Regions from separate parts of the Homo sapiens genome. Here region 2 is linked to region 1. Evidence: read pairs that join two places in POLR2A ChIA-PET (ENCODE). Cell type or tissue: GM12878. All regions are shown on one strand. Region 1 overlaps ZC3H15 (zinc finger CCCH-type containing 15). Region 2 has its middle 87 kb from the start of ZC3H15.

Region 1 (5,000 bases):
ATTTACTGAGTGTTAAGGCTCTTGGAGCCTCAGGAAGTCATCCTTTTCTTTCGAGACTCCTCTGTATTCATGTCCCAAGTTGTCTTCTGAAACACACATAAACACGCAGTTCCTTTACTATCATGTTAACTTTTGGGACCTTATTAATCCAATGAGGACCATTATTCTCCTAGTTTTATTTTAACTGTGGTTTGGGGTTGACTGTAACCTCCTTTTTTTCTACCTTGTAATTCAGGTTAATCTTTAGGTAGGGCTCTGTCCTAAACTCAGGAAGAAGCCTTTTTGAACTTCTCCAAATTGCAAATCATTCTGTTTTCAAGAGGTGCTATTGGTATCTCAGATCTGCAGTGTGATATTTAGAAAGGTTATTGCGCACCAACCAGCCCAATAACTTAATGAGGTTTCTCTGGGAAGTAGTTTATTAAAAACTGTAGAAGGAATTTGCTTGGAGTCAAATATACCTAGGTTCAAATATCATCTGTCACTTAATAGTTAACATTTACTGGCCCAGACAAGGTTCTCAGTGTTTTGGGGAGAAGGAGAGAAGAGAGACAAGCCAACTACAAGTGATAAATATACTAGCTCCTTTGATTCTCTCAGTGGGATATGTATTATTACCCTTTTTGCAGTTTTGAAAACAGGCATAGATATTAAATAACTTGCCCAAGTTTACTAACCTGGCAAGTAACTGTGCCAGGGATTCTAACACAGGAAGTCTGCCTCTAGAGTCCTTGCTGTCCACCACTGTCTCTCTGAGGTAAATCTTTTAACTTTCACAACAACCCTAAGTGAGACTCACTTTACAAATAAGAAACTGTGGCAAAGAGGGTAATTTACCCAGCTCTGTTTGGGATTAAAATTTGGGCAGTCTGGCTCCAGAGTTTATGCTTCTAAATGCTTGCACTATACAGCCAGCCCCTTATTAATGACTTAACTTCAAATGAATTTATCATTTCTGAGTTTCTGTGTATCATAGAATTGTTGAGAGGATTCAATAAAGTATATATTCAGGGGTTATGTTTATGTTTAGTGAATACTAGATAAATAAGTGTCCCCTTTCTCTGTGGAAAAATGTTAATTTCTGAGCTCTAACTTAGAGGTGAACACAACTCACTTATTATCTCTTTAAACTGGTTATTTATGTGCCAGAGCAGTGTAATGAAACCTGATTTTTTTTTTCTTCTTCTGGGATCGGGAGTTTATACACCTTTACCAGAAACTGCCATTGTGAGTGCTTTCTTTTCTTACTGGCCAGGTCCCCTTAGGGGACATTTTTCTTTCCTAAGTCTATCTGGCAGTATCTGCTTTGCTATTTGGCCTTATTTATTCATTGTTTCTTCTCTGTAGTTACAGATGGAGCATGGGTTGAACCGCAGTTTATTTTCTCTGGCAGAGCACCTGTAGATGCTGTTTAATCCTGATCATATTTTTTTCTAGAGCCTCCTCTCCCTCCCGTGAGAGCTCACTTTTTGTAAAGGAAAAGTATGGCATTTTATACTTAGTTGCTGCACTGTGTTCATCTGTATGTATCACATTATGTTGACCATCTTTCTTCAAATTGAATTGAGTGTTAAACTTTCTTTATAGAAACAAGGGAAGCCATCCGTAAAAGGCTCAGTGCAGAAACATCCAGCTTGTTTGTGCTTCTTACCTTTTTTCATACACATAGGCTGTAGAAAATTCATGTAGAATTTTGTATAATACCATGTTGGGATGTTAAATCATGAAACAAGCATTTAAGTAGAGGAAAGCAAAGTTTTGGTATATGGATATAGATGTCATGAATAAAGAGATATTTCCCAATGAGAGATAACCATTTAGAAGCAAAACCCTCTGTACTTTTTTGTCTTAAGACTATTGAAAGATCTTTTACTGATTTTGAGGTTGCTGTAAACATTATGTCATGTTGTATGTTTTTAAATACTAATTGTTTCAGTACTATTGTTTTCTTTTTCTAGCTTGTCCACGTGGTGGTATTTTGTATCTATTATTCTTTCTACTCATTATTACTTTTCCTTTCCCTTAGAAATAATAGCAAAATAAAGGCTATAAAATGGCCACTTGTTTCATACTAAATGCCACTCAGAGGGTCTCAAATTACTTTGAGAAGACCTTTTTGCCTCTTCTTCCTCTCTAAAACCACCCATAAACAAGAGAATGAGAAAGAAATACAAATTCTATTTTGAAATTAGAAGACATCTGTAATCTTGGACCTCAGCATATGAAGATTGGCAGTAGATGGATGAGTTGGTAACTGACTTAGAGCAGAGCGGTTATGTCTGAGTGCCTGTCTAGGAGTGTGCCTGTAAGAAGCAAGTGCATTTCCTCTGCAAAATTATGAAAAAAAAAAAAAACTCAACAATGGGAAGCACTAGGTAATACAGAAGGCAAGAGGCTGAAAACTAGAAGTTAAAAGTGTTAGGAGTAATTAATAATTCTTATCTACTACAGCTCAGCCAGGTGACTACCTCTGCAAGAAACAGGAGGGGTCTTCTTGGAGGTGGGAGGTGGCAGAGAACAGGCCTCTCTGCTTCTGGAACACTAAGCACAGAGGAGGTGGGATGTGAGCCTGAAAATGGAAGCTAGTAAGTCTGTACAGTAAACTGAGACCCCTTCTACCTGCTCTTTTCTCTTGTTTACAGTTAGACTTATTGCCCTCCCAGCTGGAGGATCTTTCTCCAGAGAACCAGAAAAGACCCAGAAAAAATATTTCAGATATTAGCATTTGGTTTCTTGTCAGGCTTGTCACACATTCACCTTAGGGAGAAGCTCACTAGTCAAGCCTGCTATATGAGTTTCTTAGAACTGCTGTAACATGACTACAAACTGGGTCACTTAAAACAACAGAAATTTATTCTCTCAGAGATCTGGAGGCTAGAAGTCTGAAATTAGTGTCAGCAGGGCCATGCTCCCTCCCTCTGAAGACTGTAGGGAAGAATTCTTCCTTGCCTTGTCCTAGTTTCTGGTGGCATCTGTCAATCCTTGGCATTCTTTGGCTTATATAGCAGTGTCACTCTGTCTTCACATTTCCTTCACTTTGTGCCTGTGTGGTCCTTATTAAGGCACCAGTTATTGGATCTAGGGCCTACCTTAATCTAGTATGATGTCATCTTAACTCATTACATCTGTGAAGACCTACGTCCAAATAAAGTCAAATTTATGGTCAGGTGGACTTGAATTTTGGGGGACATTCCAAAATTCAGCCCACTACAGACCACTGCTCCCCTCCACACACACGCTTGCTCATACTTGTGCAATGGCTTCTATATGTTTTTGTACTGCATACTTATTTTTTTTAATGTTTTTCTCCCCCCAACCCCATACTGCATACTTACTAAATATGAGTAGATAGCCAAGGATCACCATTAGTGCTTAGCACATAATGAGCATTCCATAAGTGATAGCTGCTGTTATATTGAATATTACCAAGTTACTGTATTAATATTCCAGATTTAAAGAAAATGTTGCTTTTAATTTACATACTTTTAGTATTTCCATCTTAGCAATAACTAGGAATGTATACATTTCAGTAGTTTGATTTCTTTATTAAATTTAATTGTTTTTGAGAGGATAACATTTATTAACTAAAAAACCAGTCCAGAACTGAATGTATCTTCCTCTTCTTATGTAGTAGTCCCAAAAATGTGTTCAGTATCGTATAACCTCTCAAGATACTCTGAGTAAAAATGGATTCTGCTACAAAGGATGATTTGGAGGTGCTGCATATTATTATATTCCCTCTGATAAGGGCTGTAAGATACCTTGTGCTTAAGAATTAAGAATCCTTTTAATCAAGCATTTTCCTAAATGTATTTAACTACAGGACTTCTTATCCCAATATAAGAACTTTGCACATCCCATAGAACTGATATCCAAAATATGCTTTAGAAAAAGCTTCATAGAAACTGGAAACCATCATTCTTAGCAAACTATCGCAAGGACAAAAAACCAAACACCTCATGTTCTCACTCATAGGTGGGAATCGAACAATGAGAACACTTGGACACAGGAAGGGGAACATCACACACCGGGGCCTGTTGTGGGGTGGCGGAGGGGAGGGATAGCATTAGGAGATGTACCTAATGTAAATGACGAGTTAATGGGTGCAGCACACCAACATGGCACATGTATACATATGTAACAAACCTGCACGTTGTACACATGTACCCTAGAACTTAAAGTATAATAAAAAATATATATAAAAATAATAAAATTTAAAAAGCTTCATAGAATAACAGGTTTAATGATGATAATGTTGAGTACATATTGAATTGTAAAGAATCTGGGTGATGATTTAAGGTCATATATTGCCTTGACTTGATGTTTAGTGTTTTGCATGTTTTTATATTAGTAAAGAATAATTATCAATAAAAATAATGATTTTTAGATATCATTGGAGGATATATATGGTAACATAAATTGCTAAGATATTTCTGTGCTCTTTCTCATGTAGGACAAAACTTTCGGTTTGAAGAATAAGAAAGGAGCAAAGCAACAGAAGTTTATCAAGGCTGTCACACATCAAGTTAAATTTGGTCAACAAAATCCACGTCAGGTAAGTAATTTAAATGTCCATATCTTTTTATAAATGTAATATTAATATAGCCTCTGTTTCAGATAAAATGTCTGGTATTATTATATAATTGTATTTCAAAACAGAATCCTACTTGAAATGTTTTTGCACCTTGGCCTTCCTTACCAGCAGTACCTCTTGGATATTGTCCAAGCCATTTTGATATAACTCTCATTTATTCTAATAATGATTGCATGCCGTTCTACAGTACAGGTGTGTTATATTCATCTATTTCACTGTTCATAAGTGATCACTTTGTTTCCAGCTTTCTGACACTAAGACCACCTGTAGAAATACAGGAGTTCTTACATGTGTTTATGCTTTTATTTCTGTGGCATAAATTAGCTGGTAACAGACTCCAGATCAAGGGAAATGGATTTCTAATTTTAACATTATAAATTTGCCAGATCACTTTCCATAGAGGCTG
Region 2 (5,000 bases), 94 kb before region 1:
TTCTGAGGGCTCTGTTCTGTTCCATTGGTCTATATCTCTGTTTTGATACCAGTACTATGCTGTTTTGGTTACTGTAGCCTCGTAGTATAGTTTGAAGTCAGGTAGCGTGACGCCTCCAGCTTTGTTCTTTTGGCTTAGGATTGTCTTGGTGATGCGGGCTCTTTTTTGGTTCCATATGAACTTTAAAGTAGTTTTTTCCAATTCTGTGAAGAAAGTCATTGGTAGCTTGATGGGGATGGCATTGAATCTATAAATTACCTTGGGCAGTATGGCCATTTTCACGATATTGATTCTTCCTACCCATGAGCAAGGAATGTTCTTCCATTTGTTTGTGTCCTCTTTTATTTCGTTAAGCAGTGGTTTGTAGTTCTCCTTGAAGAGTTCCTTCACATCCCTTGTAAGTTGGATTCCTAGGTATTTTATTCTCTTTGAAGCAATTGTGAATGGGAGTTCACTCATGAATTGGCTCTCTGTTTGTATGTTATTGGTGTATAAGAATGCTTGTGATTTTTGCACATTGATTTTGTATACTGAGACTGCTGAAGTTGCTTATCAGCTTAAGGAGATTTTGGGCTGAGACAATGGGGTTTTCTAGATATACAATCATGTCATCTGCAAACAGGGACAATTTGACTTCCTCTTTTCCCAATTGAATACCCTTTATTTCTTTCTCCTGCCTGATTGCCCTGGCCAGAACTTCCAACACTATGTTGAATAGGAGTGGTGAGAGAGGGCATGCCTGTCTTGTGCCAGTTTTCAAAGGGAATGCTTCCAGTTTTTGCCCATTCAGTATGATATTGGCTGTGGGTTTGTCATAAATAGCTCTTATTATTTTGAGATACGTCCCATCAATACCTAATTTATTGAGAGTTTTTAGCATGAAGGGCTGTTGAATTTTGTCAAAGGCCTTTTCTGCATCTATTGAGACAATCATGTGGTTTTTGTCTTTGGTTCTGTTTATACACTGGATTACGTTTATTGATTTGCATATGTTGAACCAGCCTTGCATCCCAGGGATGAAGCCCACTTGATCATGGTGGATAAGCTTTTTGATGTGTGGCTGTATTCGGTTTGCCAGTATTTTATTGAGGATTTTTGCATCAATGTTCATCAGGGATATTGGTCTAAAATTCTCTTTTTTTGTTGTGTCTGTCAGGCTTTGGTATCAGGATGATGCTGGCCTCATAAAATGAGTTAGGGAGGATTCCCTCTTTTTCTATTAATTGGAATAGTTTCAGAAGGAATGGTGCCAGCTCCTCCTTGTACCTCTGGTAGAATTTGGCTGTGAATCTGTCTGGTCCTGGACTTTTTTTGGTTGGTAGGCTATTAATTATTGCCTCAATTTCAGAGCCTGTTATTGGTCTATTCAGGGATTCAACTTCTTCCTGGTTTAGTCTTGGGAGGGTGTATGTGTCCAGGAATGTATCCATTTCTTCTAGATTTTCTAGTTTATTTGCGTAGAGGTGTTTATAGTATTCTCTGATGGTAGTTTGTATGTCTTTGGGAACTGTGGTAATATCGCCTGTATCATTTTTTATTGTGTCTATTTGATTCTTCCCTCTTTTCTTCTTTATTAGTCTTGCTAGCAGTCTATCAATTTTGTTGATCTTTTCAAAAAACCAGCTCCTGGATTCGTTGATTTTTTGAAGGGTTTTTTGTGTCTCTATCTCCCTCAGTTCTGCTCTGATCTTAGTTATTTCTTGCCTTCTGCTAGATTTTCAGTGTGTTTGCTCGTGCTTCTCTAGTTCTTTTAATTGTGATGTTAGAGTGTCAATTTTAGATATTTCCTGCTTTCTCTTGTGGGCATTTAGTGCTATAAATTTCCCTCTACGCACTGCTTCAAATGTGTCCCAGAGATTCTGGTATGTTCACAACATAATGTTTCTAAGTTTTATCCATGTTGTAGCATAAATCAGTACTTATTACATTTTATGACTAAACAGTATTCCATTGTATGGATATACCATATTTCGGTTATCCATTCATTTGTTGATGGGCATTTTGGTTCCTTCCCCCGTTGGTTGGGACAAATGATGTTGTTATGAACACTAGTGTACACGTTTTTGTTTGAACACCTGTTTTTAATTCTTTGAGTATATATCTAGGAGAAAACTTGCCAGATCACACCATAATTCTATATATAACTTTTTGAGCACCCGCCAAACAGTTCTGCATGACGGCTTCCCCACTTTCCATTCTCATCAGCAATGTACAAGAGCTTTGCCTTTTTCACATCCTTTCCAACATTTTTTTTCTTTTTTCTTTTTCTCTTTTTTTTTTTTTTTTTTTTTGGTTATAGTTGTCCTAAAGGTGGGAAGTGGTATCTTATTGAGGTTTGGTTTGCATTTATTTAATGATTAATGATGTTGAGCATGTTTTCACATGCTTATTAGCCATTTGTATATCTTCTCTGGAGAAATGTGAGCTCTGATCCTTGGCCCATTTTTCAATTGGGTCATTTATTTTGTTATTGTTGAGTGGGAAGAATTCTTTATATATTCTGGATACTGGACTCTTATCAGACATATGCTTTGCAAATATTTCTTTCATTCTGTGAGGTATTTTTTAAACTTTATTGATAATGTCCTTTGTTGAAATAAAAAATAATAATTTTGGTAAAGTTCAATTTCTCTATTTTGAAATATTACATTTGCTAAATAAAATAATATTAATTTTGTCCAACAGAATATAAACAAAGATATTTAACTGATCAAAAAAATTGAAATTATCCATAGCAATGCATATTACTGAAAAGTTCCCATATGAGTTATGTCTGAGCATGTTTATTTATATCAAATCTTCTTTCAATGCTGGCTAATTTAAACTTGACATTTGGCTGCTATCATGCTTTAAATTAATTATTTGGATTAATAATAATTTACATAATGGAGACATTTCTATTATATGCGAAGTTTCCATTTCATTAAAAATAATTTTTTTTTCTGTAAATACCCAATAAGCTTATTTTTTAAGCTAAATGCTTAGGTTTAAGACAAGATTTCTCTCTGAACCCCATTAACAATTTTTTTTCAAAAATGCATTACAAAGCTATTATTTTATGTTAAAGACTACCTATGCCAGTGAGTAGTTGTTCCTCACTACCTCATCATAAAGCTAGTCATAAAATCTGAATTTTATCTAGACCCACAAACACTCAGAAGAAAGAAGATTTTCACAAACTCCATTGCAGTTAAAGGTAGCTGTGTGAATAAGAAGTGGCCAAATAATATAAAGTGTTCTTAGCAAATCATTCTTAATAGAAATTAAGAATCATTCTCAATAGAAAGCTACACATGTTCTTTATCCCTTCTTTCTCACTTTACCCCTCCTGTTGTCTAGAATGCAGATGAGATATCTGGAGCTGGGGTAATATTATTCAATCATGGGGGGATATTGGAAATGCAGAAAGGACACAATATTGAAGGGAAATATAGAAAAAACACAATATCAACTCCAACATTATGAGACGACTACACCAATCCTGTATCATCTACTTCCAGACATTTGTGTGAGACAGAAATACATAATATCTTGTTTAAGCCACGATTATTTTGGATTTTTCTGCTGACTGCAAATGAATATAAAATACACTTCCATTTCTGGCTACCACTCAGCCCCATCCCACCATCAATAACAATTTACTTATAAAGTTCCAAGCCAGTACAAGTTTTTTTTTTTTTTGGCCAGTACAAATTTAAACTCTGAAACAATTCTACTTGGAAAGTAAACTTTCCAGAGGTACTTGTATTCCTGTGTACAATATTTTATTTCTGATAATTGAATGTTAATAACTATAAGAATGTAAATAGTGATCATTTTTTATCCTTCATTAACAAAAGTAATCAACATGCAGTTGTTAATAAAATATAGTCTAACCTTAATTTTAGTTTTCCTAAGCTTCAATACCTATGAAACATTTTGTAATCAGAATATGTCTTCAGGAATTTGAATGGGACAAGATTTTCTCATAATGCTGGCAGATGGTTTTATATGATTAACTGCAGCAAATATAGCCTACTGGTTTGAAGGCTTACCAATGGAGAAATGGTCTCACAGGAAGCTTTTTGATAAGTGAAATATAGTCTCTATGATGTGACAATTTAGGAGAATACAAAAACTTTTCTTACAAATTCAGTCCTGAAGAAAAATGAAGAAAAGATTAGTAGTTACTATTCATAGACATAGCTCTAAAATGTGACAAATGCAAGCACATTTATCAGTCCTGTAAATAATTTTTTATAGTTCCATCTGTTTGTTCATTTACTTACCTATCAAAAGCAACAAAAATCAGTTATATTCCTAAGGACTAAGAAGGAATAAGAAATATTCCTTTGAAATAAGGAAGTTCTAATATCAGTTATGATGTAGAAAACAGGATAAAAGTTAATCAAGAAAATTTATAGTAGAGTTTTTTATTATAAGGAAATATTATACTTCTTCATCTCTGAATATAGTATCGCTATTACTAAGAGCCTTAAATATGAATTTTAGAAGCAATAATGCTACTTATGCTTTTATAATCCAGAACAGAAACTTAAACTTTTGGAAGAAGAATCTTACTTATATGTTTCTAGTAGTAATGCTATGTAGTAAGTATTAGTACACTTAGAAGCTTGTGATCAGACTTTATTTAGAAATGCCACTGTTTCCATGTGATCTCATTGTTCAATTCCCACCTATGAGTGAGAATATGCGGTGTTTGATTGTTTGTTCTTGCGATAGTTTACTGAGAATGATGATTTCCACTTTCATCCATGTCCCTACAAAGGACATGAACTCATCATTTTTTATGGCTGCATAGTATTCCATGGTGTATATGTGCCACATTTTCTTAATCCAGTCTATCATTGTTGGACATTTGGGTTGGTTCCAAGTCTTTGCTATTGTGAATAATGCCGCAATAAACATACGTGTGCATGTGTCTTTATAGCAGTATGATTTATAGTCCTTTGGGTATATACCCAGTAATGGGATGGCTGGGTCAAATGGTATTTCTAGTT

Evidence for each region. Peaks named below come from ENCODE experiments on the same cell type or tissue, not always from the same donor. Only the 100,000 strongest peaks of a DNase experiment are listed, where the experiment ranks them.
Region 2: POLR2A ChIA-PET joins it to region 1 with 10 read pairs; 3 of 35 experiments call an interaction of 5 or more read pairs at or near these places.

What each region holds. Positions count from the first base shown.
Region 1 is chr2:186,490,780-186,495,779 of GRCh38, forward strand. ZC3H15 (zinc finger CCCH-type containing 15) reads left to right here. Exons shown (of 10, transcript NM_018471.3): 2 at 4,454-4,555. Among named protein-coding and RNA genes, the nearest start is that of ZC3H15, 7.0 kb to the left of the region's middle. In GM12878, no CTCF peak of the experiment used is centred here; no DNase peak of the experiment used is centred here; H3K4me3 peaks cover 1,596 bases.
Region 2 is chr2:186,397,076-186,402,075 of GRCh38, forward strand. No RefSeq gene overlaps it. Among named protein-coding and RNA genes, the nearest start is that of ZC3H15, 87 kb to the right of the region's middle. In GM12878, no CTCF peak of the experiment used is centred here; a DNase peak (open chromatin) is centred at 2,156.